4 separate regions of the Mus musculus genome follow, and all the other regions are linked to region 1. A link is a loop called in an ENCODE intact Hi-C map of the cell type or tissue named here. Cell type or tissue: heart. All regions are shown on one strand. Links, peaks and the distances in the headings refer to the core of each region. The heading gives the core; the rest is flanking DNA.

The links. A loop is a pair of places that touch in the nucleus more often than their neighbours do. Peaks named below come from ENCODE experiments on the same cell type or tissue, not always from the same donor. Only the 100,000 strongest peaks of a DNase experiment are listed, where the experiment ranks them.
Region 2: it touches region 1 in a loop (2.0-fold over the local background); 2 of 42 quality-filtered maps call a loop at or near these places.
Region 3: a loop joins it to region 1, with 2.2 times the contacts of the local background. A loop is called at or near these places in 3 of 42 quality-filtered maps.
Region 4: a loop joins it to region 1, with 2.1 times the contacts of the local background. A loop is called at or near these places in 3 of 42 quality-filtered maps.

What each region holds. Positions count from the first base shown.
Region 1 is chr3:85,112,096-85,119,959 of GRCm38, forward strand. It overlaps Gm31096 (a long non-coding RNA gene), which reads right to left. Exons shown (of 2, transcript XR_003954509.1): 2 at 1,656-3,259. Among named protein-coding and RNA genes, the nearest start is that of Gm31096, 6.0 kb to the right of the region's middle. In heart, for the core only: no CTCF peak of the experiment used is centred there; a DNase peak (open chromatin) is centred at 4,216.
Region 2 is chr3:84,932,005-84,939,868 of GRCm38, forward strand. The region is part of intron 4 of Fbxw7 (F-box and WD-40 domain protein 7); the gene reads left to right. Among named protein-coding and RNA genes, the nearest start is that of Gm40080, 57 kb to the left of the region's middle. In heart, for the core only: a CTCF peak has its summit at 4,442; a DNase peak (open chromatin) is centred at 6,197.
Region 3 is chr3:85,212,956-85,220,819 of GRCm38, forward strand. No RefSeq gene overlaps it. Among named protein-coding and RNA genes, the nearest start is that of Gm31096, 95 kb to the left of the region's middle. In heart, for the core only: no CTCF peak of the experiment used is centred there; a DNase peak (open chromatin) is centred at 2,166; H3K27ac peaks cover 722 bases.
Region 4 is chr3:85,203,490-85,211,353 of GRCm38, forward strand. No RefSeq gene overlaps it. Among named protein-coding and RNA genes, the nearest start is that of Gm31096, 85 kb to the left of the region's middle. In heart, for the core only: no CTCF peak of the experiment used is centred there; no DNase peak of the experiment used is centred there.

The sequences.
Region 1 (7,864 bases), core at 1,128-6,127:
GCTTGGCTGTTTGAGTAAGCAAGACCCGGGTGGCAGGAAGCTTAATCTGAGACAATAGCATCGTGAGACAGGCAGAAGCCAAAATAGGAGGAGACAACGCAGTTCCTTAGCTTTTAGTTGGTCTGAAGATATTAGCTAGGGATTTGGACTCATTAGCATAATTTGATGGATTAGCAAGAGGAGTTAGAATTCCTCATCCCATTTTTTTTTGTCTGTCGTATTTTCAGGAACACATTAAGACTCAACCATGGTGGGAGAAAGTCATCAGCAGAGGATGCTGGGAACCATGACTTCCTGGAGGCAGCTCTTCCACAGGAGCGGAGCCAGTGTTCTCAGCGAAAACAGCCAGGACCTACCACCATTCAGGAAACAAATATATGACCCTGCACTCAGCTAGGAAGGGCGAACTTCAGAGGTCCCTGGAGCGCTCTTCCCACACTGGAAAGACAGGAACTGGAAAGGCATTTCCACGAGCGTGCCTTTCAGACTTGACTGTTGCCTACAGCCAGAATTACATGTTGCAGCTCCACCCAGACTGTACATAAGCACACATAGGCTACTGAAACAAGCATTCCAGAAAAATCACTTCCCCTTGTTGGGTTGAAGTGGCTTTGGTTTGGTCTATTCTGTTCTATTCTAGTCTATTCTGTCTAGTTCTGGTCTTTATCAAAGCTATTTAAAAGTGCTTGCCCAGATCATTCATGAAATGATTTCCTGGCTCATTAATGGGTTGTAACTCATAGTTTAAAACACGCTGGAGCTGGGCAGGCAGGTGTGGAGCTATGTCATGCTAGCCATTGCTCCAGATCAGTAGCTCTCAACCTTCCTATGCTGTGACCCTTTTAACACAGTTCCTCATGTTGTAGTGACCCCAACTATAAAATTAATTGGTTGATACTTCATAACTGCAATTTTGCTACTGTTACTGTTACGAATCGCAATGTAAATATCTTATATTTGAGTTATCTGATATGCCAACAGGGTCACAACACACAGGCTGAGAACTCAACACGTGTTTTCTGAGTGTCAGCTTTGTTTTCAGAGCTGGGTCTCCATTAGCAGTCAAGGCAAAAAACTTGTAAAAAACATCTCTGCTTTCATGGAGTTTACACCAGGAGGTCATGTGTAATAATCAGTCTAGATTGTGACAAGTACCAGAACCCAGGGAGAGCAGCAGCTCAGCACAAGGACCACGGGGTGGGTGGTGGGGGTGTCCCTGAGAAAGTGACATTACCTCTGAGGATGACTGGGGATGAGGAGCAAGAAAGAATATTCTAGAAAGAAAGGCAGTTAATATATGAGGGTTGAGAGAAGGCGAGACAAGGGAGAAGTCTCTCTGCTCAGTGTCTTAGGGTTCCTATTGCTGTGAAGAGACACCACGACCTCTGCAACTCTTACAAAGGAAACCATTTATTTGGGGCCAGCTTAAAGTTTCAGAGATTGAGTCCATTACCTTCATGGTGAGAAGCATGGTGCCCTGCAGACAGACATGGTGCTGTAGAAGGAGCAGAGTTCTACCTCTTGATCTGCAGGCAGCAGGAATAGTGTTACACTGGGTGTGGCCTGAGATCCTTAGACCTCAAAGCCCACCTCCTAGTGATGCACTTCCTCCAACAAAGCCATGCCTACCCCAACAAGGTCACACCTCTTACTAGTACCACTTCCATATTTTATTCAAACCACCACACTCAGGAAGTGGGAACTAATCTCAAGAGCAGGGAGAGGTGATTAGAGGAGGGCAGAGATGCAAAGAGATAGGGAAGAACCGATGTAGATAGAGACAAGCTGTGTGCAGAGCAGGGTGAAGGTGACTTGGTACTGCTGGGGAAAGGGAACAAAGATGACCTCAGGTCTTTTGTTTTGAGGAGTTGAAGGTGACAGTGGTGGAGAAGAGAGAAGGTCTTTTCACTCATGAAGCTCTTCCTAGACTCCTTCTAAGAGACTGATGTCTCTGCTTCCTGCTGGGCATCTCTACTTTCACTCGCAGACTTCCACCCCAGTCTTAGTCTTGATTATATTTCTTTGTGTGTAGATGGTGATGGTGATGAGCATGTTCACTGAACATTCTGTCCCAGCCGATACTTTGTGTGACCCTTGCACAGCCTCTTAGTCCAGAAACAGTCCTTTTGGGTGAGTCCAATGCCCAACTACTCTTCTCAGACAGAGCAAATTGTGACCAAGGCAGGTCTCGTGAACATGGTGTTGCTGTTTGGACAGAGCTGTTCTCCAAGCCTCGGCAGTCTGACTCTGGGGTCTATGGTCTTAAGTACTGCTTACATCGTAACTGCTGTCTACCTGTCTTGGATCCTTGAAGTTTGGGACCACTTAGTATTACTAATGCTGTTTTCAAATGCTTCTAGTGCCCAGGACAACTACTGGACTCTAAGAGGCCCTTCCAAGGGTTTGTTAGGGAGAACTGTCGACATAGTGATATTGCTCAGACTTCACAGAGGGCTCAGGATTACTTTTGTAATTCTGACGTAGGGGTTGGCAATGTTTTTCTGTAAGGATACAGGCAGTCAATACTAGGTCTTGCAGGCTGTGGAGGAGGTTCTGTTTCTACTGGGCTCTGACACTGTAGAGCAAAAGCTGTCAGAGACAACGTGGAGACAGTTGGGTGTGACTGAGTGTCAATAAAACTTCATTTACGGATACTGAAATTTGAATCTAATGTAGCTTCATGTCATGAAAGTTCCCTAAGATGTAAAAAAGGTTTGTTGGTTTCCTTGCTTGAGACAGGGTTTCTCTGTGTAACAGCCTTAGCTGTTCTGTAATTCTCTTTGCAGACCAGGCTGGCCTCAAACCTATAGAGATCCTCCTGCCTCTGTCTTCCAAGTGCTGGGATTAAAGGTGTGCACCACCACACCCTGCGTAAAAGGTTCTTACACCTTAAAAATGTAAAAATAATTTAAATTGAGAAATCAATTTTAGCTTTCTGACTATAAAACAGTATTCTGTTTAGATTCGACCTGAGGGCCGTGGTAGGCCAACTCCTACTATGGACAGCAGCTTGGAGCTGGCAGGTGGAAATGCTCTGGACTCTCTGAATTCAAACAGGTTAGGGAGAGGAGCCCAGCAGTCCAGGGCTGCTCCACAGAAGTTTCTCTGGTTAGAACCTCTTAGCCAGGGGCACAGGCATTGTCTGTGGGGATGCAGGGATGGCGGAGGCACACCAGGTGACTTGGAAAGCTTTTCCTCCACTTCTCATGATTCCATGCAGTGACTCCCTGGGCTTTAGAAGAAAACCACAAGAGCTGAACTGATTGGAGGGAAGGTCATTCAGAATTTGCAAAAGAAAAAAAAAAGTCTGAGTTATAAAACGGTTTATAAGAAATGATGCTTCATTGCGTTCAAGGACATTCGGCAATCAAACGAACACTTAACAAAGGGCTGTCAATAATCCATTTGAATTGCACTTCGTATTTGTCAAAGTGCTTTCCAGTACATTATCCCCATTGATCTGGCCAGGCACCCTAGGAGGCAGATAGCCCCATTTTACAGGAGAGGTCACCGTGAACACCTTCACTGAAGGCAGTGGCTCAGAAGGGCTATGGACTCTGCCTTGTAGCCTCCATGACCTGATACAAATGGTGACTTCATATTATGTACATCTATAGCACTAACTCAAGCTTATTTTTAACCCCTGTGAATCTCCTAGACACATGGCCACCTAGCCAGATCAGCATGAGGAATTCATCACACAGCACTAATGAAACACCGAGAGAATTCATGGAGAGTCCTTCCCAGGTCTGAAGGAGGAAAGGTATATCTCAAATGATAAAGGTTTTTTTCCAGGCTTGAGTTTGTTTTTCTTCTGCTAACTTCGTAATTGGGAGGAAGCTCGATACTGAGGGAAGGCACCTCCAGCTTCTGAGCTGTGCTTTCCCTTTGCCTATCACAGCAAGTGTGGCCTGGGGGACATGGTGCACTGCCAGGCAGCCAGCCAGCCAGCCCTAGTGAACTGGGGGGACAAGCCTGTTCTTCTTACCTCCCAGCTCGGGTCTCTCATCAGCATTTCTCTGCCAAATTGGGCTTTGGCACACCTAAAGATGCCTTGGCAAACTTTGCTAATTTCCCAAGAGCAACTTCCTGGTTCTTAATTAGGCCTTTTATTCCTCGATGTCTATATTTAACTGTGCTCCGTTAATGCTGACCTCTTTTGGACAGTGCCAAGAACGTCAGGGAGGTGGCAGTTGAGTCTAGACAGGGCAATTATTCAGATATCTAAGCTCCCCCAACTCATTCTTACAGTGTTACCCCAGGAGGAGACAGTCAGTCACTGAGGGACGCCTTCCTGGGCTCATTAAATAACCACTCTATCTTTCTCTCCACTGTGCCCGGGGAGGCAGAGATCGGCAGTAACCAATGGTGGAGAGTGAGCCAGCTGCAAGATGTCACCCTAGAGCTCAGAGGGACAGAGCATGGAGCACAGAGGGGGAGGTGGGGGTTGAAAAGAAAAAGTCTTTGAGAAAGGCTCTTGATGGTGCAAGGAAACCACAAGGCTATTCATCCCTCCTCGTCTGTAAAATTGGAAATAGCTTAACTTTCTGTGGCAGGAGGCATGGATCCATAGAGCCTGCTGTATTCACACAACGGGGCACAGCTGAGGTGTAAGAAGACAGGTGAAGGAGAGTCATGTGTATCAGCACAGAGAACCCTGAAAACATGGTGGAGCCTCCAAAGTAAGTCACACAGGGTGCTAAGGATATGAAAATATTTGCCAAATTATCAAGTGGCTTGGTAATGATGCTGTATCTTATTTATGGGTAACATGCATGTGCCGCAAGTATTTTTTAAATTATGATAATTAAAATACCTCCAAAGCTGTCCATCCCTTTCTTTTTCTTTTAGAAGAGAAGAGACAGATCAGTGATCAAACAAGAGATAAAGACACAAACTTTTTTTAAAAAGAAAATAAAATGCATGACAATGTCACCAAAGGAGGGAGATCTGTTTACTAGTAGCGTCATAATACTAATACTGTTGACAGATGAGCAGGCTCAGCTCTACACTATGGCCCACAGAAGTCCGAGAAGCTCTTTCTCAGAGACTGCCATTCAGGCAAAGCTGGATCCTTGGCGACACCACGTGAGGAGAGTTCCTGGTGAGCTGGTACAAAGCAGAAGTGGACCCTTTGAGAATAGAGAGAGAGATGTGGGCAGTCCGTTCAGTGTGGCATCTGGGAAGAGGGAACCTCATCTGAGAAAAGGCCTCCATCGGATTGCCCTGTAGGAAAACCTGTGGGGGGGATTTTTCTTGATTAATGATTGTTTGGGAGCCTAGCCCGCTGTGGGTAGAATCATCTGTGGGGAAGATGGTCCTGGGTTGAATAAGAAGGCAGGTTGAGCAAGCCAGGGGGGAGCAAGCCAGTAAACAGCACCCCTCCATGGTCTTTGTTTTAGTTTCTGCCTCTAGTTTTTTGGCCTGCTTGGATTCCTACCTTGGGGTCCATAACCAATGAACTGTGATCCGGACGTGAAAGCCAAATGAAACCTTTGCTCCCCAAGTTGCTTTTGGTCACAGTGTTTTATCACAGCAATAGGAAGCAGACTAGAAATGGACAGGAAAATAATGAGGCACACCGGAGAGGGTGAGCATGGGCTTCTCAAAGAAGAATTGCTCTTCAGTGTGTCCAAATATATGCCGTTCTGGTGGCTCTCAAGTTACAGCCCAGAGTAGCTAGGACATTTTTGTCCCCTCCCTCTTTTTACAAGTGAGATCATTGTATGGTTTTGGGTTGTCTTAGATGGGATTACAGTTAATAAGATAAAGCCAGGGACCACCGGGGTTGCACAAGAGGGTTGGGAAATGTCCTGTCACTACAACAGAGGTTGCTAGTGACAGTCACTGTTGAGATAAGAGAGATAGAGTTCTTACCATGAACCCCCAAAGCAACTGGGCCTGCCAATCATGAGCTGAAGTCTATGAAACTTGTGACGCCCCAAAACTCCCTTTCCTCCTTTTAAGCCTCAAGCATCGAGAACAGAGTAATACAGGGGCCGGTGACTTTTGTCCTCTGAGTTGGTAAGCACAGCACTGGGGACTGGAAATCCAGGAAATGCTGGATGGGTCACAGTTCTAAGTTCAACTAGTACAGGTCTGAAGAGCAGCCTGAGTCTCTGCTACTGTCATAGACCACGGCTGCTTCTCTATCGCCAGCCTCTGGTCCTAACGGCTTTCAGTTGCCCACATGAGGACAGCTTGGACTATGAATGATGGCTGCATGCCTCACACTCCCCTGCATTGAGCAAGAACCTCATCTGAAAAGTTCTTTCACAGCAATGCTTTATTTGTTGTTTGACCAAACGGCCAGGCACCACAGCCTAGCCAGGGAGACTCACAAAATGAGTGTCTATTAACTCTTAGTATCTATATCAGATTACACATCGAAGATATGGACAACAGACCACGTATAAGTCCACAAAACATTTGAAAAAACAAAAATTAATTAACTAATTTAAAATAAAAGGATCTTGGAAACAACTGTAACATTGTCACACTTAGTCAATTAACAGTTGTCCTTGATGTAATCATATATCAAGTGAAATTGACACTTAACTTTTCAATTCTCCCATATGTTACAGTTTTACAATGTATTAGTTTTAGTTGGGCTTCAACTGTGGTCCACACATTGTGATTAGTTAAATAAATGTTTAATTAATATATATGTGTGTGTGTAGTATATATATATATATATATATATATATATATATATATATATATATATATGCACACACACACACATGTATAAGAGTACACTGTCGCTCTCTTAGACATGCCAGAAGAGGGCATTGTATCCTCCATGACAGATAGTTGTTACCTATCATGTGGTTGCTAGGAATTGAACTCAGGACCTCTGGAAAAGCAATCAGTGCTCTTAACCCCTGAGCCATCTCTCCAGCCCCATCCCTCTCTCTTGTAGCTAATTTTAGAATCTCTCATTGGTTCTTTTTGAGGTTCTGACACTGGGTTATATGGGCAGCATTCCCTCAGTATCCTCCATCATGTTTCTCTGTTCTGTTTCCTATAAACTCATTGTTTGATATAGCGGCCTGGGCATACTTTATATAACTGACAGCACGTGCAATCACCCAGGTTGGATGGGAGCTTCTGATGGTGCCATTGAAGGTTATCTAGATCAGGTTGGCCTCTGGACAGTTCTGAGTAGGATTTTGTTGAATGGGTTAACTGCAATAGGAAGGGGCTGGTCCTGCCCTTTTCAAAGGGCAAAGGGCATTCACGGTTCTCTGCTGCCTCCCTGCCCCTGCAATGTGACCAGCTACCTTCCTGTTCCTGCCGTCATGTTTTCTCCGCCATGATGGAATGTACCCTGGAACTGTAGGCCAAAACAGATCTTTCTTCTTTTGGTTGCTTATGTGTGGTACACACACACACACACACACACACACACACACACACACACACATTTATTACAGCAAATAGGCAATCAACTAATACACCCAGCTAGCCATTTTTTTTTTTAAAAATCTCATATTTGCAGGATTTTAAGACCCACTGAAGGGTTCCTTGTTTGCAAATAGACAAAACAAACAAAGCCGGCATGGCTCCCTTATTAGCTGAATGAAACCTAAGATTGCACTGCTGGAATCATTTTGTTTGAATTCTCAATTAAAATGCAAATACTCCTAGGCAAGGAAGAACTTATTAGGCACCCATTCCCCAGTATGGATGCTTTGTAGAGGAGAAACGTGTGTCTTTTCCTCACAGATCACAATGGCATGGCTGGCACCCCTGTTGCACCAGACACGTTTATTTAGTAAAGTTACAGGAGACAGTGAGCCTTTGAGGTGAAGATCAAAGAGCCAAGGAAAGTCTGGTGAAAGAAGCAGCCATTCTTTCCTCT
Region 2 (7,864 bases), core at 1,688-6,687, 180 kb before region 1:
TCTCTAACATGCAAGGCACTGGCTAAAAATAGAAGCTCCTATACAGGTCTATACAAAAATTTAAAGCAAACAAGCAATCAAACAAAACCCTACAACCTTTTAAGCATCTTCCGTCTGTGGTAAAACTTAAACTCATTGTAATACAAAAGGGGAAATGCCTAAGAGGCCCACTGTACAAAGAGGCCAACAGTTAAGAAAGGGCTTCAGGACGAAGACATCCCGAGTTTTGCAGGCAAATAGATGGAACTAGGAAATATCATCCTGAGTGAAGTAACTCAGACCCAAAAAGGCATGCATGGTATGTACTCATCAGTGATATTAGCCAAAAAAAGTGCAGAATATCCAGGATACAGTCCACAGAACACAAAAAGGTTAACAAGCCAAAGGGCCCAAGTGAGGACGCCTCAATCCCACTTGAGAGAGAGAAGAAAGCAATCATGGGGGTGGGGGGGAAAGGGAGGGACATGGGTGAAAATGGGGACAGGGAGAGGAAGAAGGGAACATGACCAAGTATTGGGTGGGGGAAAAGGATTGAAGCCCTGAGAACCAACAGAAAGAATGGAAACAGGCAACCTTGGGTGGTAGGAGATGGGGGTGGGGGTGGGGGACTCTCCAGAATATACCAGGGACCTGGGAGGTGAAGAGACTCTCAGGACTCAAAGGGGAGGGACCTTAGATGAAATACCCTAGAGTGGGGAGAGGGAACTTATAGAGCCCACCTCCAGCAGAAAGATAGACATCAAGTGAGGGATGGAGTTACCATCCAACTGTTTAAAACTCTGACCCATAATTGTTCCTGTCTGAAAGAACTGCAGGGACAAAAATGGAGAAGACCCTGAGGAAAAGGTCCAGTGGCAGGCCCAAAGTGGGGTCCAGCTCAAGGGGAGGTCCCAAGGCCTGATACTATTACTGAGGCTATGGAGTGCTCACAAAAAGGGGCCTATCATGACCACATTCTAAAAGACTCAACAAGTAGCTGAAAGAGTGAGATGTAGATATTTACACCCAACCAATGGACAGAAGCTGCTGGCCCCCGTGGTTGAATTAGGGAAAAGGTGGAAGAAGTTGAGGAGGAGGGTGACCTTATAGGAAGACCAGCAGTCTCAATTAACCTGGACCCCTGAGATCTCTCAGACACTGGACCACCAACCAGGCAGCATACACCAGCTGATATGAGGCCCCCAACACATATACAGCAGAGGACTGCCGGGTCTGGACTCAGTCAGAGAAGATGCACCTAACCCTTAAGAGACTAGAGGCCCCAGGGAGTTGGGGAGGCCTGGTGGAGTGGTGGTGGTTGGGGACATTCTGTGGAGATGGGGGGAGGAGGTACTGGATGTGGAACAGTCGGAGGGTGGACCAGAAGAGGGGTGGGAGAGGGAGAGAGAGGGAGAGGGAGGATTAAATAAAAGTAAAAACAAAAAGAACTTGAGATATCTTTGTTTTTGACCAGCTGATCTGAGAATGGCAAGGCATGTGGACTGTTGCTTGTGTTTACATCTTGTTACTTTCTGTTAGTTGTCCTGCTGCCGATATCCACCTACATTGTGCCAATAAACACAATACCCAAAACCAAACTGAGAGTTTTTCTCTAACCTTTGGATTAAACAGGACTAGAGAGAATTCTGTGTTCTTCTGGAGCCCACAGATTAAATACTCCTACAGATGCTCCTGTTTTGATGACAGTAAAGTGAGGCAGGGAGAACATCTAATTTGGTATAAGGATAAGCAGATGGGATACTACTTTATAAGTATTTCTCAAAAATACCCTCGTATAGTACGTAAGATGACCTCATGAGGTATACTGAGTTATAGTATTCCTACTCACTTGTATGAGAGATCTGAGGCCTAGGAGGGTTTAAGAACTTGTCTTAAAACTAGAAGATAAGTAATTACTTTTGAATGAGGTCGTCAGGCCGTGGGACTAGTATGTTAGTAACCTAATCACAGTAGAGTGGATTTTCATTGCACTGCTGCTAGTATCACTTTGATCTTGCCTTTGGTGTGATGCCACTAATGGCCACTCAAAGACCCTGAGTCCATGGAACAGAGTTGAGAGCCTTGAATAGACCTCTTCATAAAACCTGTGTCCTTAACGTTCTTCACATAGGATGATCTCGGTATGTAATTATGACATTGCTTTCTGGACCTTTTTGTCATCAGATCTTAGTAGTATTGGGTTTTGCTTCCTTTGTTAATCTAGACATAAAGTAAATTAAATGAGCACGTGCTATACAAATCACACTGAGGAAACACTGAGTCATGTCTTATTACCCACAATAAGCTGGACAGATGATAAGTAGCCTTAATACCAACAGGCAGGGTACTCACACCTGCAACTTGCATTTTAAGAAATGAGTTGAATGTCAAGACTGGTAGAGTGAACAACAAATAAAAAAATACTCTAAAAATAAACTTGGAAGTAAGTTCCTGGCAGAGTAAATTGTTTGAAATAAGTCTGCACGGCCCCTTGCCTGCACACCAGAAATCTAACAAGTCCTAGAAACTAAGACTTAAAAGACTTAAAGTTGACGTATGATGGCCTCCTTTAATACTTATCTAAGTGATTATTTTGCTGCAGAAATAATGTAATGTGCTAGAAGTTTTTGTAATATGTAGTTTATGTGCCGTATTATCTTTCTGAAGTGCACATCAAAATGCACATAAGTGCATTATCTTTCAAAATGCGCATGCATGAATGCAGCTGTCTTCAGAGTTAGAGAACCAAGCCTGTTGAACTGTAACATTCATAACTATCATTTATATGTAAAACTTGAAGACTCTTGGAGATTTCAGGACGGTTTGAACTCTCTCTTAAGTCTCTGTGTATGTATGAATTTAAAGCATACATTGCATGGATAAACACCTAAATCTATTACCTAGTTACAGATAGGTCAATGTAGTATAATGACAGTTTGCAGTTAAAATATTTTCATCAGTGATTAAAATATGGCAGATATATACATTAAATGATGGGAAGGAACCCCAGCCACTTTTGACGGTCTGCACATTAAAATAAGAGCAAAGCTAAATTAAGTTTAACCTTCCATTACAGATTATGTCTGTTATCTGCATTTTGCTAGTATTGTAGATGGATAAGACAGAGTGGCCTCCCATAAGGAACTACTGATGGCCTTTCTGTCTCTTGAGAGATGTATCTCCTGTTATCGTTCTATAGTCATATGTCAAAAACACCAGAAGGACAAGCTGGATACTATGTACTGATGCAACACTTGGAATTAAGATTGGAAGATATATGATCTCAACTCAACTTGGGCTGCCTAGTGGGACCCTGTCTCAAAAACAAAACCATAGGTACATGATTTCATTCATTCATCAGATAGGTATTAAATAAGCAAGATAACCATTATAGTTACAGGATGCATTTGTATTTGGGTTGTGCCAAAATACAATGTGTCAGCAGACACTTTGTGTGTGTGTGTGTGTGTGTGTGTGTGTGTGTGTGTGTGTGTGTGTGTGTACATGTATACAGGGCTCCACAGAGGCCAGAGATATTGGATCACCTAGAAGTGGAGATCCAAGTTGTTGTAAGCCACCTAATGAGTGCTTAGAGCCAAACTCAGGTCCTCCACAAACCCAGCACACACTCTTAGCTGCAGAGCCATCTCCCAGCCCTCTTTTATTATACACTTGTATTTTATGTTAAAGTTTCTTCACAAGTATATACACATACATGGACAGACACACTTTGAATTGTTGTAGCCCTTAGTAAAATATATAATCTGTTCTCAGAAATTCTAGTACAGAAAATACAGTTTGAATTCTATTTTAAAAAAATATACATGATTTTCCTCTACTCATGTTTCTACAGCAAGACTTTTTTTGTTAGAGAGTCTTTAGTGTCCTGTCAGTCACATCCCAGTGGTTTGCCTCTGAGTCATCTCTGGGTCAGAATCAAGTCCTCTGCTCTCCCTCTCCCTGACTGTGCGAAAGTTGCCTAACTTACTGTCCCCAGCACACTGGCCAGTTAAATAATAATCAAGTAATCCAGGAGTGTTGAAATGTAGGATACAATTTTCTACTGAGATAATAGCAATCACCTATCTGAGATAAATGGATATAAGCCAAAAGAAACCCAAGACAGAAAAGGTTAAATACTGATCCTAAAAGGACATGGACAGTTAGTTTTGGGTTGTGATATCTTTATATGATGGTACTCAGTTCTGTTTTGAGAAGAAAAAAAATATAGAAATGTTGAATAACACTGTTACCTTAAATTTCTTCCTTACAGGTCTTGAGTGTGGAAATTGAAATTTGTTATTCCTGTGCTTATTTACGTTTTTGTGTGTGGGTGGTTCATAATAATAGTTTATTTGTGAGCAATTTAAGCCCAAACAGCTTTTCAATCATCCACAGAAATCTTTACCAGTTTAGATGTAAAATGTCATTGTTACTACTACAGTGAACATATAGGGGCAGTATTGCACCGTTTTTGTAAATCTTGTCTGAATTTGAGGATTTTTAAACAGTTGCAGTTGCAGCCTTGTTCTTGGACAAATGATAACAATCTATCTGACTTTTAAATGCATGGTTGCACCTGCTTTGTGAAGTCCAATTCAGGTTCTTATGTGGATTATGCAAAACTCTTGTTTTACAGAGTCCTTAATTTGTATTTGAAGTCAAGGAAATGTTAATTTAAAGGGTAAAATTCATCTGTAGTTAGACAACAAAATGTAACTAATTCATGAAAAATTGCAAACTATTAAAATCAGTACAGTTTGTTTTTAACTGCTTTATAAGAACTTTTCAAGAATGTGAGAGGTTTTTTTGTCAACTTGTCAAGCAAACAAAACCTAGAATAATATATAGTCTTACTTTAAGATTCTTCAATTGATAAATACTATTTTTCAATATTTAAGTAGTGAGATTATTACAAACTTTGTTATAGATTTTTGCAGGTTTTTTTTTTTTCTGACTTCAGTGAGAGAGAACTGAGCAGTTGTTTCCCATGTATTTGTTGTTCTCGATGCTTTCTTCCTGTGATCTGAGGACTACTTGACACACTGAGAATCAACAGTGAACAAAGCAAACCCAGGCTTCACTGTTGGCTCATGTCAGAAGAGCAGAGAGATTAAGTATGTGGATGGTGGTGCTGTCCAAACCTGGGCGTGAGCTCTTACTCTTTCCTTTACTAAGTGAGCCTTAGTAAATCAGCTGAGTAAATGGAGAGATTACTACTATCTCATAGGGTTGCTGTGGTGGCAACGAAAGAGTCCATAGGAAGTGTGTGTGGCTCTAACAAGAGCTCACGTCCTCAAGCCCATGTGGCTAAAGAGCGAGATGAGTTCTCAATACCAGTATATCTTACTTTTACTTCTGATATAGTAATAATTCTTACTATTTTTAGAATTATTGTTTTGAATATTTTTTAAATTGTGAGAGAAAATGCATAGCATCCATTTTGAATAGTCAGTTATTTTTTAGTTTCCTGAATGACTGATAATCCCTGCCTATAGAAAGTTAATGTGGCTTGGTTCGACTCACATTATGTAGATTCATTCAGTGTGACTACCCTGTGTAAAGATTAACCCCATTATGTCTATATCGATGAGAAAATGATAGGTGACATCTCTGTATTTTGTTTGCAGATTCCCACATGTTTAGAATAAGTGTGTTGGCTTAGAATCCCATTAAGTAGAATTTGTACAAGTACTAAATGAGAATTGAAAAGAGTTTATTGGTTCATGTGTTCTGTCGTTTGCTTCACTGTCTCTAGTCAATCCCTTCCATTTATGATTTTAAATTCTGAAACCCTTTCTCTTTTTTCAGCCCCTTAACTTTGGTAATTAAGAAGTGGAACACAGTTGATGACATCTTTGAAAATGTTCTGATCAAAGCGGTCCTCATTACTGTGTAGAGAGAGACACTAAAGCATTTGAAGAACTCAGCTTTCTCATCTGTTAGCAAATATACTTAAACATTTAGGCCGTTCTTTGCTATACCTTGCTTTCTTCATTCTTTTACATTTTAGACGTATAGGAACCATGCTTTAACATGCTTATAGGTATGAAGCCCTGCACACACAGGGCGAAGCATTGTTCAGGTCTGCACCCTGTTTAATAGCTTATCAGCTATGTTCCTGCTGTGCCTGCTCCCCGGAGGGGAAGGGTTGTTCTGCAAGCTTTCATATTAGCTTTGTTACCATGCAGTATTTCTCAGCTGCTCACGCTCATTACCATACAGCTGGTGTGGAGACGAGGAGGAAGCAGGCAGAAGTTGTACTGGCTACAAGAATAAGAAGCTCTTTTGCAGATGGGGTGCTGGCAGATGGGGCATGTGTTTGAGCAGGTTTTACTAATGACAGTGCGCGTTAAATATCATTCTGAGGAAGTCCAAGGTCATTGTCATGAATTTAGAGCTTTCGAGGTTGTGCAGCTTTGTGCAGAACAGACCTTTTCAGAGCCCTAATTAATAAAAATGTAACCAGTGGCAAGCAACAACTAGAAACATCTAATGAGTTTTTCTTTATTTTAGTATATTTTATCTTTCTCTGACATGATCTAAGAAGCATTAATCTTATCAATTAGTCTCTCTTATTACTTTATGATGGCATAATTTTAAAGTTATTAAAAATTTCAAGCTATATACAAAAGTATATGCTTTGAAAAAATACAGTAGCACTCAGTTTTGCTATATAATGTTAAACTATTAGAAGATCAAATGGCAGAAGAATTGGAAAACTGTGTCTGGTGTTGAGCATTCTGAAGATTAAGTTGAAGTGTGTGACACATCATTGTAAAGTTAGACAGAAATGGTATGGACAGGGGTGTGTCTTTTGTTAAAATATTTTGTGCTTAATTTTTTATACCCATAAAAACATATGAGGTTGAGTTGAAATAACTGCCAACACTTGCTTTTTAAAAAGTTTTAGCCAGATGAGGGAGCACACAACTGTAGCATCAGGACTTGGGAGGCTGAGACAGTTTGCTACTACTCTGTGCTGCTTGGTGAGTACCAGCCTAGCCAAGACTGTGTACCACGACTGAAGAAAAATAACAAGAAAAAATTCTTCAGTGGCTTCTCACTCCTTTTGACCCTTTTAATTAACTGTAGTTTTTTATATATCATATTACAAGATGATTAAAAAGAACAGCTAAAGCAAAATACAGCTGTGCAGTCGTATGTAAAATGTACAGTATCCCCTTTAATTTTAATGTAAATAGAACTCTTTTATTCCCCCACCCCCCACCCCTCTTGATCCAGCATCCACTCGCTCTGGGCCCTGCTTGCTCCGCTCCGGCTCAATCTGGTCCATGGGTTTTGGGTTTTTTTTTGGTTGATTTTTTGTTGTTGTTGTTGTTTTTTTTTTTTTTTTTTTTTTTTCTCATTACAGATGGCTGTGAGCCACCATGTGGATGCTGGGATTTGAACTCGTGATCTCCAGGAGAGCAGTCAGTGCTCTTAACCTCTGAGCCACCTCACCAGCCCACAAATAGAACTCTTATTTTGTTAATGGAGATTAAATAATATAAACACACATTACATATAAAATATACATAGCTAATTTCAGGATTCATGGTCAGAGCATGTTTGCTTACAAACTTTAATGCTTCTATTTTGTGTTTTGTTTTTTTTTATTTTCTTGATTAGTAGAGGCACAAAATTCTGTTAATGCCTGTAAATAAACAAATAAACAAGCCTGTATGAGATTTTCAGGAAAGGTTATACTGTTAAATACTTTAACAGTTATACTTTTTTTCCTTTAAACACTGTTAGAGTATGTTCTGTTTATTGTGAAGGTTTGTTTTCAGTTGGCTTTTTAAAGTTCCAGGGAGTTTTCAGCCATTCCATTGCATCTCATCACATACCGAGATGTATTTCTGAGACACATAACTATTCTCTA
Region 3 (7,864 bases), core at 290-5,289, 100 kb after region 1:
TTTGAGAAACAGAGCAGCATTTTTACTTTAAGGGGGATTCTTGCAGCTCCTGGCTGCCTTCCCCTCTAGAGGCAAGGCAACCTAACCAAAGCTGTCATTCGCTCTTCCTGTGATTTTAATTGCCTAGGTAAGTTATATAAACAACAGCAAAACATTCCACCTTGTGGGGTAGCACTGCCGGCCTTGGATTGGCTGCTACAACTGCTATTTTCAGAGCTTGGCACTGGGATAGCTTCTGCCACTTTCGTCTATGGTTGGCCTTGAGGTTTTCCATTGTAAATCTAAAGAATATGGGCAAAAAGCCAACTTGCTTTTTCTTTTTGCCCATGGATTTAGAAATGAACGGAGGACTTGGAATGTTCTGTATCTTTTTCGTAAAATGATTTGCTTTTATTCAGAAGATTTGAGGCTTGAGAGAAAGTCAACGTAAGAGGCCAGTCTTATTTGCAAAGAATCTCAAAAATGTTAGAGTACTTCGAGTCTCTCATTGTCCTGAGAGGAAGATGGAAGACCCGAGGCTCATAGGGGTACCATCAATTAGAATGACTGGTGTCCCAAAGGCTGGCTCAGTGCTCACTGGGTTAAGCTCTTTGCCTGTTCAATAGGATGCTAAAACAAGGACCCCAAACCCAGAGATATGTATATGTACATTCTTGTGAATGTACATATGTGCATGTGTGTACATGTGTGCTCAGGTTTGTATATATAGGATATGTACAAGCATTATGATTGTGAATGTGTGTGTGTGTGCCACTGACACACTTGCAGAGGCAGAGGACAATCTCCGGTTTGCTGGTTCTCACCTTCCTTCTTAGACAGGATCTGTCTCAGAGTTTTACTGCTGTGAACAGACACCATGACCAAGAACAACATTTAATTGAGGCTGGCTTACAGGTTCAGAGGTTCAGTCCATTATCATCAAGGCAGGAGCATAGCAGCATCCAGGCAAGCATGGTGCAGGAGGAGCTGAGAGTTCTACATCTTCATCTGAATGCTACTAGCAGGATACTGACTTCAGGACAGTTAGGATGAGGGTTTTAAAGCCAATGTCCACAGTGACACACCTACTCCAACAAGGTCACATCTCCTAATAGTGCCTCTCCCTGGGCTGAGCATATACACACCATGACAGGATCCCTTTCTTGTTTTGCTCCATTTGCCAGGTCAGCTAGCTTGGGAGCTTCTCGTTTCTCTCATGTTCACCTCCTATATCCCCACAAGGGGATGTGAATACAGATGCTCTGGCCATTGCACCCAGCACTTATATGGAAATAGAGATTTGAACTCAGGTCCTCAAACTTGTGAAGGAAGCATGTTTTCCTACTGAACTATGTCCCCTGGCCAAATGGTGGCATTATTTATCTAGTAGAGAAGATTAGGGTTAACGCTGGTAAACATATTAGAGCTATACTGTCCATTTGAGTCACTCCTGGCTTCAGGAGGTTCTGTAAATTGAAAATGTAGTTGATGCAAATATGATGTTAAAATGCAGCCCACCGGCTGTACTGGCCACCTTTCAAAAGCTCAGCAGTCACTTGCAGCTAGTGAGGCTGTGTGTGTGGTTCATCTCAGAGGTAGACTGTGTTCTTTACAAAGTCTATCTTACATTGTTGCTTTAGAGCATTGTTTTCCTACCTGAATGGAGCCTGAGGCAAAGTAAAGGCATGACTACAGGCCAGTCAGTCCTTACAACTCAAGGGAGTTGTGAATGTTCATATGTGCATGTGTGTACATGTATGCACATGTTTGTATATATAGGATGTGCACAAGCATTATGTTCTCTTCCTTGTAGGGGACTGACATTCGGCTGGGGTTCCAGTAGGTGCCCTGCCACAGCCCTGCTGTTCTGGTGTGTGCCCAGCTCACGTTCCAATCCTCTCATACAGTAGTCCAGGATCTGCTTCCGTGGTGGAGGGACAAGGAGTCATCAGGCTCCTCAAAGGCCAGGCTGGCTCTGTGCTTGCCTGTTCGAAAACCGACTGGGAGAGACGGCTGCATAAAAAAGATGGCATTAAGTGTTGCTGCAGTGCTGCAGCTGCCAGGGAGTTTCTGCTCGATGGATCTTGGATCATACAAAAATACAAGATGTTCCCGTGGTTATCTCTCCCAGTCCCTGGATCCAGAGTCTCCTAGCTGACCTTGACTTCCTTCTCTGCTTCTCTGGAGGCGCTGGCTCAGGGACAGCTCCTTCACTGAGGCACCCATGTGGTACCTTTGAAGCTTACAACAATCTCTTTTCCTGGTCCCAAAATAGTTCCTCTGAGATTACCCCTGATGCCCAGGCTGTTATTATCCTAGGTTCCTGGCTCTGTTCCCCCCTTCTCTCCCATTCAGATAAGCCTGGCACACAGAAGGTTATATCTGTCTTTTGCCTCCAACTTCACTTTTCCTCACATATATTTTTAATAATATCATCACAATCACCACCCACTGAGTTCTTCCCAAGACCCAGAAAATGCAGAGTGCTTTATAGGTGTTGCCTAGAACCAACCTACTCCACTCCACAACTGCCACCTTGCCTCAAACTGCCGTCGTCTCTCGTCTCTCACCTAGACCATCGCAGGAGCTGCCTGACAGGTCTTTCTTCTGCTCCGTCCCCTTTCTTCTATTTTCCACAATGAGGCCAGAAAGATTCTATTAAAATGGGAACTAGGTCATGCTCTTCCCCCTGCCTCAGCATCCTCTCTTCTGACTCAGTAAGAAGCCAAGCTTTTATTGAAGTCTTTGATACTCAATGCAATCTGCTCTGCCTGCTGACGTCATGGTAACTCCATTTCTTACCAACACTTACCCCCTACACGTTCTATACTGCAATTCATCCACACTGACATGTGTGTGTGTGTTGTACACACATGTGGGTGCATGGGTATTCTACCACACGTGGCTGTGTGGTGGCTAGAGATAGACATTGGGTGTCTTCCTCCATCACTATTTTCTGACATGTGTCCCATACAGAACTTGGAGTTTTCCATTTCTGCAAGGCTTGTCAGCCAGTGAGCCCCAAGATTCGCCTTCTCCCACCTCCCTCTAGAGTTAGGCCAGCCACCATTGCCACACCTTCCTTGGCTTTTCCATGGATACTGGTGATCTGAATGCAAGTCCTCTTGCTTACACAGCAAGCACCTTACCCACAGAGCCACCGCTCTCTTCTCTCTGCCTGTGTGCTTGCCTCTGCCTCCTTCAAGTTTGCACTTAGAGTTGCTTCTTTAGAGATTTCTTTGGTTACCTCATTTAAAACTATACCAATGCATGAGCACACAGTGTGTCTACAGAGCAACACTAACACACAGTGTGTCTACAGAGCAGCATTAACATGTTATATATTTCATTTCTTTGTTTACTTTAGGATTTTTTTTTTGTTATGCTTGTGAGTGTTTTTGCCTGCATGTATACCTGTGCACTACCTATGTGCCTAGTGTCCTTGTGGAGCCAGAAGAGACTTCAGATCCTCTGGAACTGGAGTTACAGAGAGTTGTGATCTGCCATGTGGGTGCTGGGACTCCAACTCAGGTCCTCTGCCAGAGCAGCAAATGTTCTTAACCACTGAGCCAGCTCACCAGCTCTTATTTATCAATCAACATTCTGCCCTAAACAAAACTTCTGACTCTGAGGATAGGGACTTTTGTCTGTTGGATTTGCTGGTAAGTTTCCAGCACTGAGCACAATGTCCAGCTCAATCCACATTTGGGGGAGACAGGGGACACAAGTGAACAGTTCTAACAGGTCCTTAGATCATAGGCAGTTCCTGCTTTATGGGTGGGAAAGTGAGGTTGAAGGCTAAGTAAGTGCCATTGCCTGAGATCACACAACTGTTCCCTCCCATCTCCTGTGCATCACCTAATTCATGCTCCCATTCACAGCAGTAGCCACCACATAGCTTAGCATCCTCTGCAGAGTGCCCCAGACCCATCATTTGTCACGTGTCCTGCAGCCTACTGCTGTTCTCAGGTGCAAGGCTTCTGAGAATGCCGGCCACCATCAAAGCAATCCACCCAAGGTTCCTGGCTACCTCCAGCATTTCTAGAAGGAATAGTGTCTCCTTCCCACATGGGCCATAAAAACTCAGAAATCACAGATTCTCTCAAGTCCCAGAAGCAGTCAGGGCAGACTTGGGGAGGGTAACCGGGAGCTATAACCTGAATCAGAAATGCTGTGTAGGTCACTGTGCACATCTGGAGGGTGTGGAATCTTTAGGGCTTGGAGCCTTCCTGGTGGGAACAGGCCAAGGGAGGCAGGTCTTTGAGGGTCATATGCCCTTCCTGTTTCTGACTCCCACTGTTTCTGTTTTCTGGTGTGAACAAGCCCTGACCCAAACACATGCAATCACAGAAGCTGCTCTGCTTGCTCTGCCTTCCCTGCCAGCACAGAATGAAATCCCCTGATCCTGAGAACCAAAATAAAACCCTCCTCTCATAATCGGTTTCTGTCAGGGACTTTGGTCACAGAATGATAAAAGTAACCATTTCTAGGCTAAGAAACTGCCCTGCCGGATGAAGTGAGAATGACCAATTGTGCCTTTCGCTTTGACTTAGAGGAAAGGAGAAGATGCTAACAAAGAAAGACTGGACTTCTGGTGTATGCTCATATGTCATGATTAGAATGCAGCAGTGTCCACACGTGTGCAGATATCAGACACTGACTCAGGGTGTCTTCCTCTGTTGCACCTCACCTTCTGTATTGAGGCAGGATGGCTGGTTGAACCCAGAGCTTGCTGATTCAGCTAGGTTGGCCAGCCGGCTTGCTCTGGTGATCATACTACATCCCCCTGTGTGCTGGGATTACAGGCAGACTGCTGCACCTACCCAACATTTTATGTGCATGATGGAGATTTGAACTCTGCTCCTCGTGCTTGTGGGACAAGGACTTTAACCCTGGAGCCATCTTCCCAGCCTCACCATTGCAAACTTTTAAAATATTAAATTAGTGCATTTATTACACTGATTTCACCTTCTAGCCCAGTGTCAATGTTTTCATGATGAACACTTTTTCATGCAAACATCAAATGCTTCAACTGATGCTTTGGAATATAGTAATGGATATCTCCCAAAGATAATAAGCTGTATTATGTGTATCCTATTAGGAATGAGTTATTCAGTAAATGTACCTATGTTTTAAAAATTATTTCTTTTTATTTTTTTAAGATTTTGATTACATCACTCCCCCTTCCCTTTCCTCCCTCCAAAGCTTCCATATCTCCTTGCTCTTTCAAATTCATTGCCTCTTTTTAATTAATATTTATTACACATATATACATATATACACATATATGTATACAAACACACATACATGCACACACAAATTCCTGCACAGAAATACAACCTGTTTAGTTTGTATAATGTTGCTTGTATGTATCCTTTCAGGGCTGAGCATCTGGTCCTGGACGCCCAGTTGGTGTGCTCTTCTCTGGAGAAGTCTGTTTCTCCTGCTCTCAGCATTCCTTCGCTACTGGTCATGTGTAGGGTTGAGGCCTCCTAGGCTTTCCCCCATTCACATTACTTTTCCCATTGTTTTTGCTCTTGTTCAGCCCATGCTTAGGTGAGATTTTTATGGATGTACTGGGATAATCCCTAACTACATTCTAAATATCGATTTTATACAAGTAAATGTAGTCTTCATTCCTCATCAAGAAACCTCTGTTTGTAAAACATGGAGATCATTTTAGAAAACCACAACCAATCAAAATGCAGAGTTGTAACGTCTAGTCTCATCTGATCCATCTACAGCACAATTCCTGTACCTAAAGTTCAGGAATCATTGCGGAAGACTGTAAAAGCCAGGAGAGCAAGGAGTTTTCTGTGAGACTGTGTCTCCTAGGAGTGCCGTTGTAACCATCTTAAAGTATACAGAGCAGTAGCATAAAGTATCTTCTCTTGGCTGTGCAGTTGATGCTCAGGACTTTCTCATTTGGCAACAGTGCCTCTCCGTACCATTACACCAACACTCCATCTCCTCCTCCAGGACACACAGCTGCTGTTCCACTGGCTATCTCTCTGGGTCTGAGCACCCTCACACTATATATCTTTCTGTGATTGCTCTATTCCTCTCAGTGTAGTGTACTGGAGTGTCATGCAAGTCATAACATTGGCTTCTTGTGAAAACTGACTTCTGCATATGCTTCATTTGACAGAGTTGGGTGTGTGGCAGCAAGGGGGTGTTTTAAAAGTTGTTTATTTTCTCATAATCAGTTTGTCTGCATTTATGATATTTCAAAGAACGCTTTGTTCACAGCCACTCTGCTCAGTGAGGCTTGTCACAGAGTGATGCTCTTCTATTTAATTATACCCTTTCCATTAGAATAAAATCATTTATTAAAACTGTTAATTACCCACAAATGGAGAACAGCATCAAGTAAGGCAGCAGGTTGGTGAGTGTGGAAGCTGTGGTTGTCAGGCTGTCTCCAGGAATCCAGGGTCCTCAGGAACATGTCAGGGCCACCGAGGAGAGGTGGCGGGGTGGGGGAATTCTGATCTCACTCTGTCCTAGCTTTAACCGGGCTGGTTCCAGTTACCATCTTACACTGTGAATAGTGCTTCATGATTTTACTCCAATTTAAAATAAGGCTCACAGTGTTTTACCCACGATTGGAATGTTTACTTATTAAATACAGCTTTATGCCTCTCACAGACACTGTGTAGTGTTTTACATTCTGACTCCAATGATCCTATGACTTATTCTGGCCAATGAGCATACTGTTCTATGATAAGTTTAATTGATAATACAAGACCCTCCTGGCCACTTTCAACTCTCTCTCTCTCTCTCTCTCTCTCTCTCTCTCTCTCTCTCTCCCTCTCTCTCTCTCTCTCTCTCTCTCTCTCTCTCTCTCTCTCTCCCCTTTCCTCTGTTGTGCAGGGTGTGTGTGCATGTGTGGCATATGTGTACGTGTGCTTCTCCAGATGTGTACACAGATGCATGTGTGTCCTAGAGTTTGACGTCAGTGTCTTCCTCTATCACTCTCTGCTTTCCTTTTGGCCCCTGATTTCTTACTGAACTTACTGGTTCAGTTAGGCTGGCCAGCCAATGAGTTTCATGGATCCAGTTATCTCTCCACAGCACTAGAATTACAAGCATGTGTGATCAGGCCTGGCTTTTTATGTGAGGGCTGAGGGATCCAAACTCAAGTCCTCACACTTGCGTAGCAAGCACATTACCAGTCCAACCATTTGCTCAGAGTCCTCTATTTTCTCATCTCAAGGTCACCGGCAATGTTTCTGCAGTGGCCACTCTATAACCTGTTTGCTAGGGTGACAAGATGAAAATGACCCAGCTGAGTGTTCAGACCAGCATGAAGTAGAGAGAATCCACCTTTGCTGTCTGAAGCTACTGAGCTTTAGGGATCATTTGTCAGTGCAGTGTGGCCCAGCATATCCTGACTGATACACAAAGGTGTCAAGTGTGGCCTTGGGAGATTAGTGAGATACCACCAAGTCTTTCAAACCCTTAACTCTGCTGAACCATTGCTTGAATGAGTTCTACTTTGTGTGGCCCCTTTTGGAATGGGATTAGTGTCTCTCCCCCACATCCCCATGCTTAGCCTCTGGGTTTGTCTGAGACCCAGGGATTCTCAATAATGGGTTTCCCAAGACGGTCTGCTGCTGCAGATTGAGCCTGTTCCAGGAAAGAAACCATTTGATTGTCAGAGGTTTTCTCATTTGAGCTAGCAATGCTCTGCAATCCTTCTTCCTCTACCGCAACTTTCACCTTGACTGTTTACAAGAGGAAAACAATTATACTCCTCTCCCTCACCTGCTTCCTAGCTGAGCCAGACTGAGGAGAAAGAGACAGAGGCAGAGGTTGGGAGGGAGATGAGGAAGGAGGAGGACGAAAAGGGGGCAGGAGGCTATGTAACCACAGGCTTCTAAGTGGA
Region 4 (7,864 bases), core at 1,979-6,978, 92 kb after region 1:
TTTATAAAGACATAAGTCATATTCAATAACTCCCAGGACCTTTTTAAAATCTGGTTACTTCTGTTAAGACTTGGTTTCCAAATAAGGTTTCACTCCGTGCTGCTTGGGAGTTAGAACTTCGGCATCTTTATTCCGGGATACAGTACAACCTGTACCTCGGTGCCACACCTCGTTACATTCACCAGGGACGGTAGGGAGCATCTTAGGCGCTCCTGCAGCGTGGGAGTCAGGGTCTGGTTGTGGATGCTGACATTGGGGTGGAGGGTGATTTAAGGCCTTTGAGTAATGGAAGATAAACTGCTTGTCACTGCCCACCCAGCGTTCCAGAAGATTGCATTGCTGTGTGAGGCTGCCCCAGCATTGCCCTGAAAACGGCTTTTCCATTATGCTAAGAGCTAGTGGTGATAGGCTCCATTACTATTCCGCCCTTTGGCCTCCACTGGCTCCTAGTCCCTCTGCCCTAAGCACTTCCCAGTGACCTTCCAAGAGGTAACATCGGAGTTATTCTCCCCAGGAGGCCTCTGTAATGGCTTGCCTGTGTCAGGGGAAACCCCCGTGATGCTTTGCTTGAAGCACGAACAGGAGGGAGGCTCAAAGGTGAAAGAAGCTCCTCCCACCATCCCCCCCTCCAACCCTGTACTAGAGTAAGTTGTGTGGAGGGGGAGACAAGAGAACTGTCTTTTGCATTTGTCTGTTCTCCCTCCTCCAAGCAGATGCTGGGAGAACAAGATAAAATTCCTTGTCATCTGGGGCCCTAAGTTCTCATTCATTTATTAGGAAATGATGGTTTTCTCCAAGAAGCCATCTGTCTTGCTTTTCTGGGCACTGTCCATTAGTAACGAGACAAAGGGAGGGAAGGCTGGGCAGTTTTTGGCCATGGAATTTTTTTTGGTGCCTCTTCAATGTCTTTATCACCAGGGAGATTTTTCTTTTAGAGTCTGATTAGGAAATGTGATTTTAAGAACAGCACGCTCATCTGAGCTGCTTCATGGCCGACTGGTTTGATAAAGCTGGTTGGCACAATGCCCTAAACGGTGGTGCAGCAACTGTGGATGTGGATCCATCAAGCTGCTGGGGTGACCATAACAAAGCACCTGGACTCAACAACAGAGCTCTGTTTCCTCCTGGTTCTGAAGGATGAAGAGGTCCAAGGTAAAGAGGCTGGCTGTTCGTCCCGAGGCCTCTTCCTTGGCTTACACATGGCCATCTTCTTGCATTTCTTACATACTATTTTCCCTCCTTCTGTGTCAGATTTCAACTCTTACAAGGACAGAGTCGGAGAGAGGCCTACCCAATAGCCACGTTCAACCTTAGTTCTATAAAGACCCTGACGCCTAGTGTGGCTGTGATCTGATGGCGTGGGGTTGGCAATGAATAAGTGGGGATCAATTCAACCCTGAAGACTGCTTCAGGGATATTTCAGATGCCCGTTTTGACTCTGTCTCTGAGTAGGGGCCTTTGGGAGGACTGTGGGTTGGGGAATTGGGTTCTCAGAAACAGAGAATAATCTAGGCTCACCTGAGCATCGATGGAATTGAATAGGGTGATATGGAAAACACATGGTAAGGGAAGTCAGGGACCAGGGTTCTCATATCTCCTAGATCATCATCCAGAAACACAGAGATGATTGTTCAACAGAAGATGGGCAGCTATGAAAGAAAAGTAGATATCAGGAGACCCACACTATGACAAATAGTTGTCACATAGTTATCTCTTTGCTTTAGAAAGAAGATTCTGAGAAGGACCATATCCGAGCTGGACCATATTTGAACTGTACTGTCTCTGAATTGAGCCATGTCTAAACCAAACCATCTCTGATGCTGTGTGATACTGCCTTCACAGGCCTTCTCTCACTCCTTTTTTGAGTTCTTTGCTTCTTTTTATCAGACGAGAACAGAGATTTCTGCTCATGGAGTTTTGCTGCTATATTTGTTCTCCATGTCCTCTCAGTGAACAGGGGTCTCCGTCTGCCCAGGAAGGTCACTAGTCTGTGTCACTATAAAAAATCAGAGTGAGCAGCTTTCCAGTGTGCTCAGTTTATTAATGTCTTCTTTGTGATTTGTACTGGTTGTAAATATTATGTCCGTTATAAATAATGATCCAACATGCCATTTTTTCCTGTGGTCCTTGGTTACCTGGCCTATAAAACCAGAGGGCTGAATTAAATGATTATTAAGGTCCCTGCAGCTTTAACTCTGATGGATTTCATGAAGATTAACCTCCTGTGAGTAGACAGTCTATGGGGCTTGCCAGAGTGAGGTATCCCTAAGAACTTCGAAATGGGAAATACAATTTCCCTTGGAGAGTAAAACTTTAAAGGCAGCCAACACTAGATCAAAGAAGATATATTCAAAGTCTCCTTAAATGGACAGGATAGATTTCAGACCAGAACTGTCTGGACTTGATAATCCAAACATATCTAGGGTCAGAGTGTCCTGTCTGAGAGATGGAGCACCACGGAAGCAAGAAGAGGACACTGGGGACGGTGTCTTGATCTGTCCTGGCTCTGACAAGATTGGGATATTAGTGGGTCTGGGGCACTTTCCCAGCTGTGTCTCTGTTACAGACTGGCAGTAGACTGTCATGACTTGATGCCCCATGCCACTGACACGACTCACTATATTTAACCGACAATCCATCTAGTGTGGGCACCAACCCAGGAAAAGGGGTGTCAGCTACAGCTGGAATGGAAACTCAGGGCATTCACTGTAGCCAACACTTACCTTCTATAGTCTGAGAAGTGTGGGGCCTCCAGCCTGGATGGGGAGGTCTGTATAAACCCAGTGGGAAGCTCAGGATAGAGGCTGTCAGCTATCAGTTTCCGATCAGCTCAGAGAGGTTTAATACTTCAATAATGAAACACTTTTAAGCCTTTCAGTCCACCCCCTCTCTGATTGCAGTTCACCCAAACACCCCGAGTTTGAGTGCTGTCTCCCTTATGTGTCTGTCTGAAGAAAGGATAGCCTGGCTGGGGTCTGGGAGGCAGGGACATCTATGAAGGACACAAGGAGGTGACTGGAAGATGATTCTGCTCCTTGGGGCCAACAGAGAGTCTCCTCTTCAGCCTCTTGGGAGCCTGCTCATAGTGATCGGTGCGAGCTCACCCCAGTGAGAGAAATGCAATCTGGGCTTGCTGACAAAGTCAAGTGCTTCAGCTAAAAGAAAGAAGCGCTCAACGTCCTCACAAAATACTTCTTGGAAGCAGCCAGCCAATCCTTCGTTCAAACTTAGAGTCTGTGGTGCAAGGGAGTCTTCAGTAGTTTTCCACAGGCCTGCTGGCTGAATCTCCGCAGCATGTGGAATTTCAACTATAGGCAGGACAGCATGATACAGCGATTTCTCTCTTCTCTTCTCTCCTCCTCCTCCTCCTCCTCCTCCTCCTCCTCCTCCTCCTCCTCCTCCTCCTCCTCCTCTTCCTCTCTCTCCCTCTCCCTTTTTTCTCTCTTCCTCCTTCCTCCCTTTTCCCCTCCCTCCCTCCTTTTCATCTTCCCTCCCTCCCCACTCTCAATATGCTCAGTCATTTGTCTGTCAGGCAGATCTGCTTGGGTATCTAATAGGTTTCTCAATCATATTATGTCCAAAATATCACCCTTGGCACTGACTCTTCTCTTAAACCACCCCTTCCCATGTCCCCTTGTCTCTCAAGCCTGACCTAAAATCACATTCTGCCCAGGACCCCTCTCCTCAGACTCTTGCTTCCACCTGTAGCCTCTACTTAGGATATCATTGCTTCTAAGCTATAAGGTCATAAAGAGCACTTCCGGATTCCAGGTCAAAGCAGGTGACAGAGGTGGTTAAGCTTATGCATGCACGTGCACACGCACACACGTGCACATACACACACATGTATTTAAAGTCTGTTTGCTCTTTTCTAGTCTTTCCCAGTTCCTTCCACACCCACACTACTTTTTGGTTTCATATGTGTTTCATGAACCTCTCTGGTTTCATGTATAATTTTGGTAGAAACAGCCATACAAGGCTATCTGTGAACCCCAGGTCTCCAGCTCCTTTGCCTGGGAAAACACAGGCAGGTTGGAGCCTGATAGGACCAAGAAAGCCTTATTTTGAACCTAGGAGGAAAAGGCAGAATAGAATTCCAGTAGATACCACTCAGGTGATGCTTCTGGTCCCAGGGAAGAAGCAATACTGGCAGGTCAGAGACTCTGGGCTAGCCTGGGCTGGCCCGGACTGGACTTAGTTGTGAGTCCCTGCAACTTGGCTCCCCATCTTTTCCATAAAGACAAATACCACTGCTGTGTCTAGGAAGAGGCTCTGAATGTTTCAGCCCTTCGCTTATTCCCAACCCTGTCCCCAAGCCAACAGGGAAGGTTTGAGATGTTTGGTGGGTAGAGTTCTTAGGCAGCTACATATATCTCCCTAAGGAGTTGGGGCTCAGCCTTCAGACTGATGCTGGTAGTGGACAGGAAGTTAGGGACAGCCATGAAGGACACAGAGGCAAAAGGGGATGAGCCAGATGGAATGCATCTGAGTCCCCACCCTGGCACTACCGGGATGCCTCAGGAGTGGGATGCCAGTGAGGATAATCAAGAACAAACATCAATGGAAAAATAGATATCACCTCTCCCCATCCATGGCTGCATCGATTTCATAGCACACACTCCACTGTGCTACAGAATAAACCCAATACCCCACACTTTGTCCTTGTCAGGGAACAAAACAGGTTCCAGTGCTCCACTTTGGGTCCTGGTACTCATTTATAGGTAGACTTAGTTATCTTAGCCAAGTCCTCTCCACCTTTTTAAAAAATTTGAATAAAAAAATTCCCTTGATTTACAATTTCTGTTTGTTAGTGTCCACTGTAGTTCAGGCCTGTCCTAGGATCTAAAGAGTAATGTTAGGCAATTAAACAAAATGTGCACATTTCTTGTAGGGTTATGGGAAGTATTCACCACCACCCCCCACCCCCAGCTGAGAATTCAATCAAGCACTCAGAGACATCAGGAGAAAGTCTTTATTTTTCTGTTGGCATACAGAATGACCTTAGCTAATGCTAAGAGACACCCCCCCTGCAAGAAGTATTTCACTGTTTATATAGAGTAGGGAATATTGGCATAATCTTGTCTTGGTGACCATCCTAGAGTAGTCTTTTCATTTCTGTCATCAAAGAGAATTTCTCAGGAACTTAAACAAATTTCGCAATGGGAGAAGGTGTGCATTTTGCATGAGGAGGACAGTTTCGTCTTTAGCAGACGGAATTTAGCAGTAGTTCATATGTCAGGTCATGCATCCCCCACTTTACAGCTGAGGCAATGAAGGTCCACCTTTCAAACTAGGTGACACTCCTGTGACTATTGCCTCTAAATGTAAACCTATCTTCTCTGGAAGGCACTGCCCATAGTGAGTGCTAAAGGGAGGCTAGGAGACCATAAGAGAATGGGCTGACTTCCTCTGGAGCCTGAGGGATCTCTCTGTGCTTCTGATCTCTATGAGCAACACACCAGCTTGGTGCAGAGACTGAGTCGGCTTTTCTGAGCCTCTTGGGAGACTCCAGCCCTGGTGAGCATTCTCCCCTTGGAGGTCTGGATTGGCTTCATAAGCTTCCACTCTCTTAGGGACAGCCATCTTCTGAAGCAGAGGTCTTCATGCTGTCTCAGTGTTCTTGTTCTTGATTCCCTTCAACTGTGTTTTTATTCAAAGTCCTTTTGGATAACGTGTGTGCAGTGATCCCTGTCTGCTGTCTGGACCTTACTTGATGACACCTATGGCTACACAGCTGAGAAAATGGCAGAGCTAGACTCTGACATTGGCCCAGATGGCTCTACAGCCTTATCTTCATTCATTAACGGCATCTGCCTCCTATAGATGAGTGGGAGCTGGGTTTCCCTATGATCCCCAGGCCCCCTCAGAGGCCTGGCACCCTGTTTTTCAGGAGAGAGAAGAAAGACAGTGTGATTACACTCCATAGAGGGTCACTTGCTGAAAATATTAATTCTTTACAGTGGTACCTTGCCTTCCCATGGCCCTGCTAATGGCAGCAGGTGGCAGAGTCCACTCAGAACCTATCCTACAACTAGTATTTGCATCAGGCAAAGATATCCTGGTCTCAGATCAAGGGGCTTTCCCTCCCAGTGTCCAGGGGATAAGCCATGGGTGGTCTAAGCCAGTCATAGTTGTTTCCTTCCCCTCTATGCCTGTGATTCCTCATGGGACTATGCTATAGCCAGAAAAATATCAAGTGAATCTACAAGGGCTTCCATCAGGGAGAAAGAAGTTACCACCCTAGCCCTTCCCTCTAGGTTGGTGCTCCAGCAGCCATCTTGGAACCATGAGATGACAATTCTGAAGATTCAAAGTCTGTAGCTCAGGGCAGCAAAGACACACACACACACACACACACACACACACACACACACACACACAGAGAGAGAGAGAGAGAGAGAGAGAGAGAGAGAGAGAGAGAGTCAGAATTCTTTATGGCATTCCACAGGCCTAGTCTTGGCTGTTTGTAACGAAAGTGTTCCCACTGGGTACAGTGCATTGTACCATTCCCAAGGACACAGAAGCACCATGCTTGCTTAGCACCTGTCAACTCTGTGCCTGCTGTTATTGTAGGCTGTCTCCCAGGAGAGCAGACCCCACCCTGACAGCTGGAGGCTGGGTGTGCTCTGAAGTGGGGCTCCCAGCCCTCCACAGGCACTGTGTTGTCTGAGGCAGGGCGTCAGCAGCCTCTGGGGCGTGGGGTGTATAAACACGAGGCTTTGCGTTTTATAGGATAGTCAATATTTATTCAGCCTGACAGAGCAATGCACAGGAAGGAAGATCCTAAAATGTCTCTGATACTGAGGCCTGAGGTCCTGTGGCCTAAGAGGCTTCTCCCTGCTCTGCGATGCTCAGCAGAGTCGAGAATGGAAGACCTGGGGAAGGAGGAGCTAGGGCTGGTCAACACTGAGAGCATAAAAGCCAACCTAGCACACATAGAAACTCAGAGTCCTCCAGGCATTTTTCTGGCAGTCTTGGTCACAGGTGGCTTATCTCAAAGGCAGGGCAAGAAACGTGCCCCATTTGTCTCTTCCCTTAGGCAATCTCATGGCAGAGTCCACAGTTATAAAGGCAGCAACTGTGGGGGTTTTATCAAGTCTCTCGAGGTGCGTGGGTGCCGGAGTTATGTGTGCATGCAGACAGGTGATGTGTGCCCTGCTCTGATAGGTTCATGCATGCAGGTGATGCGCACAGGCGATGGCAGGCTCCTTTCCTGTCTTCTCTTTCATCCCACGCTGTTCCCTGCTGTGTATCACCTCCTGCTCTGTGGGGTTTTGCCTCTCCACGTTTGAGCCTCTCCTCTGGACTGCTGTGTTCCTTCGCATCTCCCCGTTTTCCCCCTCTCACTCTTACTCCATGTCTCAGTCTATTCCAATGACTCTAAGAAAATATTTAAAACTGAGCATCTGTGATTTATTCCAGACAGCTCTGGATCCTGAGGAGTCACGGGTCAAGGTACCACAGGGTCCATGTTTGGTGAAGGCCCTCTTCCTTGCAAAGGGTACCATTTTTCTGTATTCTTATAGGGTGCTAGGGAAGCTAGATTTCCCGGCTCCTCTTTTAAGGGCATCAATGCTATCCATGAGGGCTCTACTTCTGCATTTTAAGAATCCTCCAAAGGGTCCCATTCCCACTAGGGACTGACATTTGACATAGGTAGTAAGTGGATAGACTCATGCTTCCAGACTGCAGTACTCAGTCTTAATGTAACAGTCTGCTGTTTCCTTTGGTCAGATTGGACACTTTCCTTCTTTTCAAAACTTTCAGAGCTCTGCCAGGATTTTTGGATCAGGCTCTGAACCTGCTGCCTGGTCTTCAGTGCCCTTCCCCCACCATCTCCAGATCAACCTTGATTTCTCCCTCA